2 separate regions of the Mus musculus genome follow, and region 1 is linked to region 2. Evidence: chromatin loops called from intact Hi-C (ENCODE). Cell type or tissue: heart. All regions are shown on one strand. Links, peaks and the distances in the headings refer to the core of each region. The heading gives the core; the rest is flanking DNA.

Evidence for each region. Hi-C counts contacts between places; a loop is a spot of excess contacts. Peaks named below come from ENCODE experiments on the same cell type or tissue, not always from the same donor. Only the 100,000 strongest peaks of a DNase experiment are listed, where the experiment ranks them.
Region 1: it touches region 2 in a loop (1.9-fold over the local background); 2 of 42 quality-filtered maps call a loop at or near these places.

The regions. Positions count from the first base shown.
Region 1 is chr12:82,412,573-82,420,552 of GRCm38, reverse strand. It overlaps Sipa1l1 (signal-induced proliferation-associated 1 like 1), which reads right to left. Exons shown (of 21, transcript NM_172579.3): 11 at 3,503-3,649; 12 at 1-15. Among named protein-coding and RNA genes, the nearest start is that of Gm30916, 25 kb to the right of the region's middle. In heart, for the core only: a CTCF peak has its summit at 4,449; a DNase peak (open chromatin) is centred at 4,682; H3K27ac peaks cover 1,366 bases.
Region 2 is chr12:82,167,399-82,175,378 of GRCm38, reverse strand. It overlaps a transcript of Sipa1l1 not described here. Among named protein-coding and RNA genes, the nearest start is that of Gm30799, 100 kb to the right of the region's middle. In heart, for the core only: CTCF peaks have their summits at 3,639 and 5,145; DNase peaks (open chromatin) are centred at 3,618, 5,218 and 6,058; H3K4me3 peaks cover 2,902 bases; H3K27ac peaks cover 2,181 bases.

The DNA.
Region 1 (7,980 bases), core at 2,030-7,029, 240 kb before region 2:
CGGCTCACCCCAAACCTGTGGTAGTTCCCCCAAACAAAAGCAAGACACATCAGAATCTTCACCCACAAGGTGAAGAGTCTCCTGATTCTGATGACAGGTATTACCAGTTTCTGCTTGCACGTCTGTGCACGCAGATACATATCTCTTCTCAGGAAGGCACGCTTATTATTAAAATCAAGTGTTAACTAGGGCACAGAGCTTGCCAGCAGAAGGCACAGAAAGTAAGAAACCCAAGTTCACTGGCTCACATAGTCAAGTTCAGACTGTCATTTACCATCAACCCACTTTAAGTCACTTGCACATTTTCTAACAGTATATCTCGGGAGTGGGGGCTGCTCCCCTTAATTCAATGATGTACTAAATCATTAAGTTACTCTGGGATCAATCACTTTCTGAGCACTATATTCTGTGGTCTGAAAAATGACAAGTACCGCTTATATTATGTGCAAGCCACTTTCTAACTGTATGAATTTTATTTTATTATTTTTTTAAAGATTTATTTATTTATTATATGTATGTACACTGTAGCTGTCTTCAGACACTCCAGAAGAGGAGTCAGATCTCGTTACCAATGGTTGTGAGCCACCATGTGGTTGCTGGGATTTGAACTCAGGACCTTCGGTAGAGCAGTCGGTGCTCTTACCTGCTGAGCCATCTCACCAGCCCCCTGTATGTATTTTAAATTGATGTTGGGAAGGGCAACTCAGAAGAAGGTAAGCTGGCAAGTAAAATAGTAAGTGTCTACTGAGCCAGCTTGATTTTCCCCTTGAAAAAACAGTTAACACTTGTTTAACTAAGTCATACGAAATCTATGTCTACATGAACATCAGCAATATGACCTCTGAGACCAGAAAGGGCCGGAGGGCAGAATTCAAGTATTTACTTGGAAATGTACCACATTTCTCATGGTTACTAACTAATGAACTTCTAAAGAACTTATGAAACACAGGCCTCTATTGATTCTCTATCAACTCGTGTCTGTTCCTTACCTGTGATGACTGACACATGGCCAGGACCTGTAAGAGCTCTCCTGGGAGGGATAGGACCCCTGGGAGTGGGGAAACATGAAGCTCAATTGGAACTGGTAACCTAGCAGCAGAACTAAACATAGATTCTAAGCACTGTCTCAGTTTTACCCTTCAGCTAATTAAGATAGTTTCAATGTCTTAGGACCAAGAAATGAACAAGCTCATGCCACACAGGTATAGACATAAGGCCCACGGAGGGTGAGGGAGGGTACCAACATGGCACACTGTCCACAGAGAACCACCGTATGCTGGTTATCGCTATGATGTTGAGCGTGCCTGACACTAACAGGTGCCCAGCACAGCACAGACACTTCAACATCGACTTGGACACAGCTGCTCTTACTGGTAAAGGAAACTTCAGGGTCAAACGTCATTCATGGGCAACAGTGAGACACATGAGAGCGTGAGCCAAACCACCTCTTGCGTCACAGATGTGCATAAACACAGCTTTGGCAGGCCAAGCTTAGTGGCCATGCACTTAATCCCTGCACTTGAAAGACAGAGACAGGAAGACCCCTGAGTTTGAAGCCAACCAGGGCTACACAGAAACTGTGTCCGGAAAAACCAAACAACAATAACAACACAAAACAATGCAAGCTAACACCACTGAAGTGGCTTTGGTGTACAGAAGATGGCACTGCATCAGCAACTTCGTCTTTTTAAAAGATCATTCCCAGGTACAAAAAGCATTGTGTGGTGTCGCATACAATCCAAGGTGAGCTCACTAAAGATCACAGGCCCCCCTAATACCACCTAGGGTACAAGGGCTTGCTATTGCATGCCCACAGGAATAACCACTGTCTTGTTAACAAAAAAGGAGCACTCAGGCATGGGCCTCAGAGTTTTTATCATCAATCACACTAATGTCTCCGTTCAATTTGTTAATAGACATTTAGAGCTTATCACAGACAGGAAAACTTTTTTTTTTTTTTTTTTTTGGTTCACTCCTTTACGTTTTAGTGCCATACTAATGATGGACAGATGTTGACTACTTCATTTCTAAGGCAAATCATACCATATAAAATCTAATTAAAGTAAGAAATAATTAGTTGGGTTTGTGGCATGATAAAATAAGTGACTCAAAAAAACCTCTGCAGGGACTGATGAAGAAAAGCTAAAATTATTTTCGAGTCATCACTGATGCAGTTACATAAGATGTGTGCCCTTCAGACAGGCTATTGACGAAGACAACAGCATGGAGGAGGAGTATCCTGGAGTGGTTTTATCACCTACCTTCTGTTAGCATAAACATGTAGCACCCCCCCCTCCCCACATACACACACAACAAAAAGCATATTCAATAGTTAGTGAGTTCAAGTCCCAGAACCTACATAGTAGCTCGTATCCATCCATAACTGTAGTTCCAGGGCATCTAATACCTTCTTCATCCCTAAGGGTAACACACACACACACACACACACACACACACACAGTGAACATACATATATGTGAGCAGAATACTCATGCACATACAAATAAACAAACCTTTTAAAAAAGATCCAACAGAAATCCTGGTCATGGTAAATAAATATCCACTATGAGGACATTAAGCTTGCTAATGAATTGCTTGCATGGTGAATTCTCAGAAAAGTAACCAAATCCCATGCCTGTATGTTAAACATAGTCCTTAGAAAAATGTGAAATAGAACCATTTGGTTTTTGAATGGTTCAAGTTCTTTCTCAGGGCCAGCAGCACCCACAGTTTGGTTTTCTTATTCTGAGCAAAGGCAGTTTGTGTGTGGCATGCTGGGCTTCCAAGCCTCAGACACTCCAGCATCCTCAGCCTTCAGTGACCTTTAAACTTTGTGCATTTCCCTTCCTTTGAAAGTTTTGTTCTGTTTTCTAGTGGTGCTACAGACAAAACCTAGGGCCTGTTCTATAAGTTTTGTCAGAAACAAACAGTTCCTTCTGGGAATTTAGTGTCAAGGAAGATTGAAACAAAACAAAACAACAAAACAAAACAAATTGCTGGGTAATGGTGGCCCAAGCCTTTAATCCCAGTCCTCGGGAAGCAGAGGCAGGAGGATCCCTATGAGCTCAAGGCCAGCCTGGTCTACAGAGAGAGTTCCAGGACATCTACACAGAGAAACTCTGTCTGGAAAAACCCAACAACAGAAAACCAACAAAACACAGGCCTCTTACAAGACAACGTTAAGCTCTGGGCGTGGTTATCATTTTCTCTGTATCAGCAGCAATCCGAACTACACTGCAAGGAGTATTCTGCTGCGTTCACTTTGGAGGAAATACAAGACAAAATCCTTCTAGTGGCACTGACTGGTCCGTGTGATGAAGGAACTGATGCTATCTGACTTTGCTGCCACACAGGACTGACCATGTTCTTCAGTGGTCTGACCTAGACGCTGGGACAGTCTTCTATCTGGAGGGTTGGCTACCTCTTCTCTGCTGGTTTCATGCAGTTCTGTGTGGCCTGTCTGAACACAGGATACTGAAGATGGACTCCTTGCCATACCTACCCTTCGGGCATGGATTTTTGTCTGTAGGTACCACCTCCAGAGCCAGTCTCACTGGACGAAGACAAGTTGCTGGGAGAGTTACGGCACTGGGATCTCGCCAAAGCCATGGATGAGACTGTCACATAGATGTCCGAACCAGGAGACAGCCTGCAAGTATGAAGTGAAGATAGGAAGTCAATAACTCAGGGGGAAAAACCCCAAGGCACAGTAGAAGATATCATGTAAAGACCACAAAAGCAGAGGCCCCATAGAGAGAGTGGGAAGTGAAGTCAGCTGGAAGCCCATAAGAGAAACCTCCCCCAACACTGCCCCTATGGGAAAAGCTGGAAAACTGCCTCCAGGAGTGAGAACCCCTCAAAAATTTCAGGGGGAAAAGACCTGGAAAATATACATGACTCCAAAAAAAGCTGCCAGGATTCAATCAGTGAAATACTGTGCAGTCGCCAGGCTGGGGGCGGGGGGGGGGGGTGGAACTGGATGCCAGTGACAACTGGATAACCAGTTGATTCCAGGTTCTCACTGTGAGAGCACAGTCCCCATGTGCTTCTTTGTTTTCTATCTCATTACTCAGTTTGCAATAGTCAGGCTCTGACAATTAGTTTTTATAATTTTGGTTGATAGTAGCATCACACTAAAAACACATTTAAAAAATTTCTGTAATTGCACGTGTTGGATTTGATTAAAATGATACATTTAGATAACTTCTCAGTAGAGGTGTGCTGTGTCTGGGCCTCAGCATATTGCTCAGCTGACTCTCAAGGCCGAGGCTGGAGTTCTGTGGGCAAGACAGACACATTCTCCCCCGATCCTATCTATTCTAGTCGGCAGTGGGGCAGGCAGCCACAGGGATATCTGTAAGTGTTGACAACTTGAGCAGACTTAATAACAAAGCAACTTTATTTCAAATGCTGCCTGCAGATGCCTGGCCTCCCACTAGGGCAGGCTGCTTCCATGTGATAGCAGAAGAAATGGGGTCTAAGTCATTCACCCTAAGCCACAATAGGCTAGGTTGCTTGGCCAAGTCTACTGCATTTTCTATGAGCTGCTGTCCACAGAGAAGGCAAGGAGTCCTTCCACTGATTGACAGTCTGTATGGGTTTGGCATGGTCTACAGACTTCTAATGTGAAGTCATCTTTGGTTCCAAGCAGAGTGGAAACCCTGGGCCAGAGCCTGGCTGGCTGGAACGAAGCCATTCCTCCAATGAGTCTACAGATGGGAGGTGTTTGGCTCAGCAGGTGGCAGAAGGGCTCAGAGACCCAGTCCAGGAAGCTTTCCTAGGGAGAGAAGGAGGTAAGGAGAGCTGCTCAGAGTCTAGCACTGCATTGACCTATGAGGCAGATCAGAGTTCTCTCTGGCTGTCTCCTAGATACTGCTCCTTAATCCGAGAGACTTGAGGAGATTTAGCAATTCAAATCAAGCCTCTTCAAATCTAACAGCTTTCCTCCCGTGTTGTGAGTGGAACCGGTCCCTCCTCTATTTGTTCTAACAAGTTAAGCACACTGAAGCCATGCTTCCTTTGCCTCCTAACTTTCAGAGTTAATTGTCCTAATGTGCACATTTGTGGACTACACACAAAATGTGTCCTGGCACCATAGGTAGTGGTCTTGAAAGTATGGCTTGACGTCATGGGCTCCACCATGACTGCCCTCTGATCTCTTCCACCCAACGGTCTCCCGACTTCCAGGCTCTCTCCATCCCACCCCTCCAATAGCTCCTACCGATGTTCTTCCACAATGCCAACCAGTGCTAGAGGCTTCTCTAAAGTCTGCCTTGTCCATAAGACATCACCAAAACCCTGTAGCTGTGGACAGCCCCGGGTTTGCTTGTATTTTGATGCCAATTCCGCTCTCCTGGGAGGGGTTGTGAGGAATGAGTCACCTACTCTGGTGACTTGTGAACCATCCCCTAATGAATAAAGGAGCAAATCACTGGGGACGTAGGCAGGAATTCCAGGTTGTATGGAGGAAGAGAGGAAGCAGGAGAGAGTTAGAGCATTTTGGAGAGGAGTGAGAACAAGATGTACCAACTAGAGTCTCCCGGTTTCAATGGTGGGTCTGTCAGGATTCGCTACCGTTGGATTTAGATTTAATAAGGTTTATAAGATTAGGATTTTAGTTGTTCCCAGCAAGACTAAGTTACTGTCGTTTCTGAAATAAATTTGTGTAGTGTTTTCATTCTTGCAGTGGTTTGACTGGGTTCAAGAGAGAAAGGTATGACAGCAAAGCGTGGGTTTGCCAGATGTGCACCACAAAGGCTGTGGGAGGTTTGAAGCACTGAGCTGGCATGGTAGTGACCCGCCAGTAAGAACCTTGCAAGCTAGGGGGAAACGTTTCGGGAGCTCTGGGCCAGAGAGACTTCACAAGATAAGAACAGGCTGGCTAGCCCGCCGAGGCAGAGAACTGCTGGCAGTAGCGTGGGAACTTGACATTCTTTTTTATATTTCCTGAAACACCCTGTCACCTTCTTCAAGGCGCTGCACCATCCAATCTGATTCCATTCTCACACCCATGCAACCTTAATTGCTCCCCATATCTTGTATTCTGGATTGGCTGACTAAGATTCAGAGTACCACTGTATCCATACTTTCCATTCATCCACAGCCTACCTAGAATGCCTTCCTATCTTCCTATTAACCCCCAATTCTCCAATACTGTATCTGAATGCACAGAGCAGAACCTCTTCAAATCCTATAGCAGTCTATTCCATGTAATATCACATCACATCACAAAGAATGGACTATCTCACAAGTACCTATTTCTCCATGAGACTCTGTCTCAACAGCACAGGACCGATCCTATTTATCTTCATGTTACATGTATGAATGCTTTGGCTGTAAGCACAGGACCGATCCTATTTATCTTCATGTTACATGTATGAATGCTTTGGCTGTATATACATAAACATCACTCTTACGCCTGGTACCTGTAGAGGCCAAAAAAGGGTGTTGGACAGCAATCGAGATTGTAAGCTGCCCAATGTGGGTGCTGAGAACTGAACCTAGGTCTTCTGCAAGAGAAGCAAATACTACGAACTGGTGAACTACTGCCCATCCCTAACACCTACCTTAGCCAGGGTTCCTTCCTGTGGAAGATCTAGAAGAGCTGAAAAGTCTTGGATTTTAGAATTTATAATTTGCTAAAAGCAAATATAACCAAATCAGTGTGCTTTGTTAACTGTTGAAACAGGAATGGTGTTACAGGGGCTAAGATATAACACAAAACATTATGGCCACACATGGCAAGAGAACTACCAAGGCTACTCTGGAGACTGTGATGGGAAGCCACAGCAGGCCACCTCTAAGAATCTTCCATCACCATGGTAAGCCAGGCTTTTGCTAGTTAATGTCTAGTCACCACAGGGTTTTCCATATACACGCAGGGTGAGAGCACCACCCTCAACAGTGTCCCTCAGACACTTGCTCTGTGTTCTGCACTTGCTAGAGTAAGACTTGCTCCCAGCCACTCAGACTTCAATGACCATGGCAGGGCCCAGGATGTGTCTGGAGGCAGCTGTAGTGCTGACTGATTAGAGGAACCTAGTTCAACTATATCCGGGGCACATTTTATATTAAGATCCACTTTTACTTTATTTTGTGAGTATGGGTGCTTCACCTGTGTATATATCAATGAACCCTGTGCATGTGGTGGCCATAGAAAGCCGAAGAGGGTGTCAGAGCCCCTGGAACTGGAGTTACAGACAATTGTGAGCTGCCATGTGGGTGCTGGGAACCAAACCAGGTTCTCTGAAAGAGCATCTAGTGCTCTTAACCACTGAGTCCTCTCTCCAGGCCCTAGTACTACTGTGTCTGACAGGAGAGTAATCACGAATATCTGGGCACCAAAGTTGGATGTCCTTATACTTTTGTCTACTCAGGCTTCTATGCGATTCTCACAATCCACTCAGATATAACCAGGATTGCAGTGAAGGTGCAATGGGAAGTGCAAGCTACAAACAAAACTGAGTAAGAACTAGGGAACAGCACAGACTCAAGCCACATGATGCCACTCAATGCCTTTCTGACCCAGAGTCTGTCTTCCATGTGTAACTAACACTGACAGACTGCAGATGTGGTTCCATTTTGTACAGCTTTGGTCCTGTCACTGCAAAGAGGAAGAAATACTATAGAAAAGAGGGAAAGTTGGGATGGAAGTAGACTATGAGCCAGCTGGAGCCAATGGGACATGCAGGCAGCTGAGTCGTGAGGTGGCTATGTAAAATGTTTAGTCACATGGCTCCTTGGGTAAAGTAAACACAACTTTTATTTTTGGCTTTAGAACTTTTGTCCTGTAGCCTGTTCTGTAAAACAAACATTAAACTAAAACACCTCACGCTCCTTCTCAACATCAGCTCTGTCACTTGGCAAATGCATCAGGAAATTCCACTTGGTTACTGCAGTTAGCCCAAAATGAAAAGCAGCCTTTCCAGAAGGCTGGCTCTCATCCCACCCCTCCTCTGCCTTTATGTAACTCAATAGAGG
Region 2 (7,980 bases), core at 1,128-6,127:
ATATAACCACCTACCAAGACACCCACCAGGCTTCCCTGGTGCCTGGCTGCAGTAACCAGGCCTCCTCACGGCCTCTCTCCCCAGCACACACCCTACCCAAGGGGCTTCAGGCTATACGGTACGTTGAAGCCAGATCCAGAGCAATCCCAACAGAGCAAGCATTAGACTGTAACAAGCCTTTCTGTGACCCTGCTAGTACTCCAGGACTCTCACCCACTGAAACATCATTTCCTTATACAGTTGGCATCCTTCCTTTACCGACGCACATCAGCACTGAGGGCCTAATTTTAAAAATGACAATAAACTGTGAAGTAGTGTAGGAATTTCTCTATCTGGAGTCAGGGTTAGGAACTCCATTCAAGCCTAGGTATAGTTCTCCCACACAACTGAGCTAGGGGTCACACCCCCACCCCCATCACCACACACAAATGCACACACATCAACCACAGGCTACTTAGAAGTTAGAGCCCAGTATGCTAACTAGTGAGCTCTTCTGAAGTCTCCAGGGGAGCGTGGGAAGGGGAAAATGACCAGCCCCAAACAGAGCTGCATTTCAAGAGCAGACTGGTGTTTCCCTCAGTCTTTGGGTGACAAGGAGTACAGCAGGATACAGTTTGGGAGTCAGTCACAGTAGGCTGTTTTTCAGGGGGAGAGAGGATAGGAATGCTGGGGACTGACCCCAGGGCCTCACAAATGCTACGCAAGTCCTCTACACCACTGAGCCCTCAACTCTGCTTTGTGAGGCTAAGAAAACACTGACTTCCCACTTAGTCCTAGGGACACACAGGTGACAGCAGTAGGACAGCAAACATCTTGAGCATCCTTTTCCCGGCACTCTTAAGAAAGGGACTCTTCCCTGAAGACAGCTCAGTGCAAACTGCTTCTGAGTGCATGAAAAGAAATGCAAGGGGCTTACAGCATGCCAAGCTGAAATCTACATTTATTATATGATAACATTATCACAGGAAGGTAATATAGAAGGCTTAGGTAAAAGATACTAGTCAGAGCTGAGGGTATAAGGCAGTGGTAGAGCACTGCCTAGCAAGAGTGAGACCCTGGGCCTCCTGTCCTGAATGAGGAGGTAGGAGGTGAAGGCCTAAGAAGAAATAAAGAACCCAATGATAGTAGACTCCCAGGCTGCAGGAACATGAGCTATTGGCACAAAGCCCTCTGCTTTTTAATTTCTCAATAGCTATCTTCTGAGATCAGAACTCATTATAAAAGGAAGCAGGGCTCTGAATGAACCACAAAACAATCAATAACCGCACCTGTTCACACTTGGGTAAACGGCTCAGCTCAAGGAAGTAAGAAGGAACCTCAAGAAACTACCGCTCAATGCCCTTTCAGCCCCAGCAGTCTGAGTGACCCCTTTGTTTATAAGCCAGCAAGTCTCTATCACCAAGCCAGCATTCCTCAGGAAGCATAGTGTCTCATCAAACACTATGTAATTACCTGTTTCCCACAACTTCAAGTTAGGCATACTACAAATCTAATGAGAGAGAATTGCAGCATGGTAAGTAACCAATTAGAACCCATCAGCTGGAAGCTCTTATCTCAGACCTGCAGAAACAACTTGTCACCTTCCTTATGGTGCACCACCAGGACCCTAATGCCCCTCCATGCCAACCTGGGGTCTCACTCTAGTTCTTTTTATGAAACACACACACATTCATTCCCGTACTCAGGAAGAAGAGGAAGACAGACCTGTGAGTTCAAGGACAGCCTGATCTACATGGTGAGTTCCAGGCAAGCCAGGGTGGCACAATGGGTGAAAAACCCTGTCCCAAAAGAAAATCTCCTTGCAGCTGGGTCACCTTAGAAGATGGATGGAAGATTAGATGAGAAGGTGAAGTTTTCTCCCCCTCAAAAGATACACTCAGATTTTCATTCCAGACCTGGCTGCAAATTAGACTACCCTGTGACATTCTGTCCCTTGCTCAAATCACCTATGTTTAAGGAAGCTGGACCCAGGGGAATTGTTCCCACCCTCTCATGGGCCCCATTCCTTTCTTCTGCAAATAAACTTAAGGGAGAGAGTATCAGGACACTGGGGTGATAAAGCTATATTTAAAATAATATTAACAACAACAATTTTAATCTAGGATTCCTTTTTCCATAGCTTAGCTATGTACTACACGACATTGATGCTACTTCCATACCTTTTCAACCTTAACGAAGCTATCATTCCTGCCCTTATTTTATTTAATAATCACTGAATACTTAAGTATGAGAAAACTTCAACATGTTCGCAGGAAAAGAACCAAAGGTGAAACCCAGGAACACGTATGTTCAGATCAGGAAGGCCGACTACCCTGAGTGCTGGCCACATCTAACTTTATAAGATACCATTGGGTTTGGAGGGCCTCACCTGCCAACTGGGGAAAGCTGGGCCAAAGGAACTGAGCTCAAACTCCCTTCTAGTTTCAGCCTCCAGTGGAAGGGTAAGAAACCGCAACTACAAAGGAGACTTTAGTTACAACGTATTTTCACACACACATAAATTCTAGTTGATTTCTGCAGCAAAGCTGGCTCAGGCCTCACAGTCAAGACAGTGAAAGGGTACAGCTAGTTTTAAGGTCACCCTGGCAGAAAGCGGCAAGGCAGGTCGGTATCTGAAATCCACACCTCTGAAGACAGGTCACCTGAATCCTCTAAGGAAGTTGGAAAATCAAAACTGCCTCATATGCAAAACCGTGGACATGGAGTAACTTCTCACCCTCAGATGTGGGTGTGATCCCATGGTCCCTGGACCACCAGTCCAGCCCCCTATGCCCAAGAATGATTCTTCTAACCACTGGAGTCCCAGAAGCCAAGAGAAACACCTCTGCTGGTGGTACTCTGTAGACACTGCTTGCCTCTCAAGGCTCAAAAGGTTACAAATACAGGGAAATTTCATTTTTCCAATTTTGAGATTCAGCTTCTGTGATGTGTGTTTCACATCACAGAACAAAGAGGCTTGCTCCATCAGAGTTAAAGAAGGGGGCCGGGTACCATTCTAATCTGGCCAGTGAAGCAAAAGGTTCAAATCTAAAAAGTAACCTGAAAAGCTTCATTAATAGTCATACCATTTGTGCAATGACTAGACCTTTGGTTTAAAAAAAAAAAAAAATACAGCCAGGCAAGAGCCAGCAAGCCTTCTCGTTACCACAGAAATCTTCCACTAAGTCAGCCAGCCAAGAAGCTGCTCTGAGTTGGGGTCCACTCAACACTGCTCTCTGTGCCCTAAGAGAGCATTTGAAAAGTCACTGACTAAAAATTTACACTGCGACTGAAACTACAACATATGCATACCTTACCTCAGTTAACCAAGACCTCAGAGTCTGCATAACTGCTAATCTCAAGCCATCCTCAAACTACAGTACATTCATACATTGTTAGGAAGCCCTTCAAAAAGTTGCTTTAAATTTTTCTTCAAATGAGACTACACCAATACTACAAACTTCATTCAAAGCAAATATGAAATAAATATAAAAGGAAATACCACTGAAAAACTGAGTCAAAAGAAGAGTTAACCTCAGAATGTCATTTTAGTGGCGTGCTGAGGACTTACTAACTGCCTGACAGTCAAATCTAGCAAGTCCGGGGCGCCAGGACTGTGACGACGGGAACTGCAGAGAGGCTAACAGCTACACCTACTGTCTGTCTCCAGCCACTTGCTAAACCCGTTCCTTCTCTCGGTCAACTGGAAAAATCTAATTAATGATAGTCGATTTCAAGAATCCTTTAAGAGTGAGGAAAAGTACAATATCTTCTGTGACACTGAAGCACGTCGCCACCCCAAATGTGGGATTTGCCCCAACCATCTCTGTTCCAGCCATCACCCAGGTTATTTTAGATCACTGTTGTTAATGCCTTTGTACCAATAACGTATTTCATGGGAAAATACCTCCGTAATAATATTCTAGTTAATAACTGGGTTGTCACCGCATAGGTGGACACATCAGTGGCCATAAACTGCTTTGCTTAAACCTTTTAACTGCTCTGCATAATCCTATCAGCTTTTTTTCCATCCTGGTAAAGGCAGTTTAATTGCAGCGTTTGAGAAAGGACAAGGGAGAAAGTCGTTAAACCAAGATACAGAAAATCATTCCCGTGCCTAAACGACGATGCTAGAGCAATTTGGTAGGGCTTCATTTAATGTTGTGGCCGTCCAAAAGAATCAGCCAGAGAACCTTTGCACTGGGAGATACTCCATTCGAGAAAGCAGGAGAAAGTTGACACTTAACTCCCACAGAGTAGCAGTATAAAAAAAAAAAAATGGCTTTAAGACTCTGAGTCAGAGTTTCAACATGAAAGGCTCGATTTATAGAGGAAACGCCAACCCCAGTTCATCCAGATAGACCTGGAACCTGATGAAAGTCGACACCTCCCTCTGAAATTTGCATCGCATCACTGGCTCGCGTTTAGAAACATAATCGTGTACAAGGTAGTATGAATTTCAGTAAAGGTTGCCCTCTCAACTAGTCGTCAGGAAAAAAATAATAATAATTAAATCCATAAAGCTCCAAGGCAGTCTCCGAGTTACCAGTCCCCAAACGCTTCCCCTTCCAAGAGGAATGCCAACAATCTAGCACAACGCCTCCCTTGAAAGCTAGCTATTTCCCGTGCCTCTCTGGTTTTGGACTCGGTGAGCCCCGATGAAATTTCAATCTGCCCAACGCGATTGCTTGCCCACGTTGAAATGCCATGGAGCGATTTATGAACCTGGCAAGTTGCCTTTAAGGTCAGGAGCGAAGTTGGAAAGGGCAAGGGGAGAAAAAGTTCTTTAAAGGAAATCCTCACGCCTCTCCAACCCTATGACGGTTTCCTTCCTCCAAGGATCGCAGGTTGGAGCATCCCCGGATCTCAGTCCCCAGTATCTCCCCAGGAGAGAAATTAACACCCCCGAGCCCGCAGCCAAATCTTTCCTTTCCCCACCATTAACCCCCTGGACCTTGGCCCCCTGCAGCACACCTGCAAAGAGCTCACCGAGTGTCGGGTGGGGAAGGATCTCTCCGAGGAGCCCGGAGCCGCAGGGTGAACACGGCCACCAGGCAGGGATGCGGGGCTCCGGGCCTCTAGGGGAGCCGATCCGGATCCTGAGGTGAGAACGTGCGCGCGCGCCGTGCACGGTGAAGCGCAGACTCGCCCCCGCCGGGACCGCGATCCCCCAGCACGCCACCAAATCGGAAATCAAACTTTCAGCGGCTGTAACCGTCCAGCTCCGGTCCGCGAATCCCCAAGCCCATTGGGGGTGATGGGGGGGGACTGTCAGCAGTGCCGCCCCGCCCCCCTCCCAGCCCTGCCCTCCCGGGCCACTTACCGCTTGGCCTGGGCTTCCCGGTGCAGCCGCGCGTCCCGGGCGCGTCGTCCGCGCGCTCTCCCTGGGGAGAAAGAGAAAGCGTGCAGACGGTCGGGGCGCGCTCGCTCGCCGCCTCCTCTGCGGAGATCCGAGGCTCCGAGCGCCCGGCGTTAGGGGCCGCCGGGGCGGGATCAGCGCGGCTCGCCACCAGCCTCGCTCCGAGAGGGTCCCCGCAGCTGCCGCGCTCCGTTGCGCCGCGGAGGCCGAAGCGACTGGTCCCCGGGCATCAACTATTGTGCAGGAGCCCGGAGTCCGGCTCGCGCCCCCGAGCCCCCCATCCCGCCCGCCGGCTCCCGGGGACGAGCGCGCGGCGCCCGGGGGATGAGTCCCGGCTGCGGAGCACCGCGCTGGGCGCCGTGGGAGGAGGGGGGAGTTGCGTGGCCGCGGGGGAGGGGACAGGTAACTGCCCACCGGGGCTGGGGGACGCGGAAAGGGAGCCCCGGTGGCGGCGAGAGGCACGCTGCGGGCGGTCTCCCAGGCCCACCCTCCCTCCCTCCCCGACCCTTCCCCCCCGGGACACGGCGCCGCACTGACTTTCCGCTCACTCGCTCACGCACGTACTGAACTCGCTCACAAAGTTGCCGGCGGTGGCGGCGCTGCACTGGCCCTTCTCCCCGCCCCATCCCTTCCCTCCCTCCTCTCCTCCCTCCCTCCTCTCCTCCCTCCTTCAGTCTCGGGTGAGATCACCGCGGCGGGGTTCTGCGCGCAGGCAAGTCTCGCGAGATTAGAGCCCAACTCGGGCCGGGGGAAGTGGAAGCTGGAGAGTGAGGACCGAGGAACTTCTGGTTGCCATGACGACTCGACAGCCGGGAGCAGTTTTCACCTGCCTCCTCCGCTGCCCCAAGCCTAGCGGTGGGGAAGGGGAGGCTGGGGAGGAGAACGTAGGGCTTCCGTAGACCTGCTTCTCTCCGAGGTGGGCGCATTTGGCCAGAGAGGCTCTGGGGCTTTAGAAGCCAGCGCATCTCTCTACTTGTAAATGTCCACCATGTGCTCAGTTTCTGAGCCCTCCTGTGTAATCTCATCTTCAGCCCCCGCACGATGCTTTCTTTTCCCCATCCTAACGCCCCCACGAGATGGCTCCTTGAGCATGTAGCTCACTCATGTTGGTATTCTCAGCGCCTCCGCAGGCTTTGTACCTACTAGGTATTGTAAGTCTGTTATTGAAAATGAAGGTAATAGTCGTCTTTGTGTCCGCAGTTCCTTTACTTTGCCTAAACCCAAAGAGTACCTGGAATTTATGTCAGTTTCTGCACTACTCAAGTATTTTACTCTGTGAAACTCTGCTCTGGTTTACTGTTTCAGCCTCTCTCCACCCCCACCCCCACCCCCGTGGTTACAATGTTCCTTTTCTCTTTGCAAAAACCAGATTCACCATAGAACAGGAAACAAAACTTAAATTATGAATCCTCAGACTATACCTTTATACCTAATTACAAAACACTATTGAGGAACTGGAGAGATGGCTCAGGAATTAAGAGCACTAGCTGCTCTTCCAGATGACTGAGGTTCAATTTCCAGCATCCATTTGGTGGGCCAACAACTATAATTCCAGTTCCAGGAGACCTGACACCCTCCAAGAACACCAGGCACAGACATGCATGCAAAGCCCAAATATCCATAAAAAGTCCAAAAGGCTATTGTTTGAAATCTCCTTTCTAAATGGGAGAAACTTTTCTGTGGTGATTTTGTTTTACTAAGTAATATGCTGGTGTTGATAGAAGCATGAAGTTTGGATGTCAACAAAGATGAATAAGTATAAATTTCACAGTGTATTAACAGAACTCACTATTTAAAAAAAGAATTAACCCCTAATCATCAATAAGGGTAAACTGATAACTCAATCCCATACACACAGAAACCTAAAGGAGCTAACTACATGAAAACTAAACAGTTAAGACTTCTAGGATACCTATGGCAATGGTCTGTGTGCGTGCATGCGTGCGTGTGACGGGAGAAGGAGGTGCCTGACTGGACAAGAGTGTAGAGGAAAGAAAGCACCTGTGTTAGCCATTCTCCCACTTCCATGTGGGCTTTGGAGATCAACCTCCGGTCACAAGGCTTGCGAAACAAGTGCCTCTACCTGCTGAGCCATCTTAAATGCCTGAAAATTTTTGTTTTAGGAACCTAAGTGGCACAGTGATTAAAAATAGTAGCTAGAGCCAAGAGAGTGGGGCTTGGGTTCTGTGCCACTAATAATTGAGGCTCCTTGAGAAATTTACTGTCTCTTACACTAAGACTGTAAAAACCAAGGGGTAGCCCACATGTTAAGTTATTGCAGCTTTACAATTCTGTAGCACTCAGACCTATAAAAGTTTCCAGTAAATGACAGATATTCTCCTTTTACACTGAACAGTAAAAAGGCAAATGAGCGTTTCATTTGTAGGAGGCCATTCTCACTATATTTTGCTACAGGTTGATAATTTTATATCCAAGCTTCTTTTGTCTCAACAACACAGACAACAAAAATACTTGTCCTGTAATAATAATTTTAAAAGGCATGTGCTATTGGCAGTTGGTTTGTATACTAACTTAGAGCACATTCCTTGTTGTATAAATAAACATGTCAATTCAAGTAAAAGAGAAACCGAATTAATGTGTACTTACACCAAGGCGACTGGGAAGAAAGGAAAGAAAGAAAG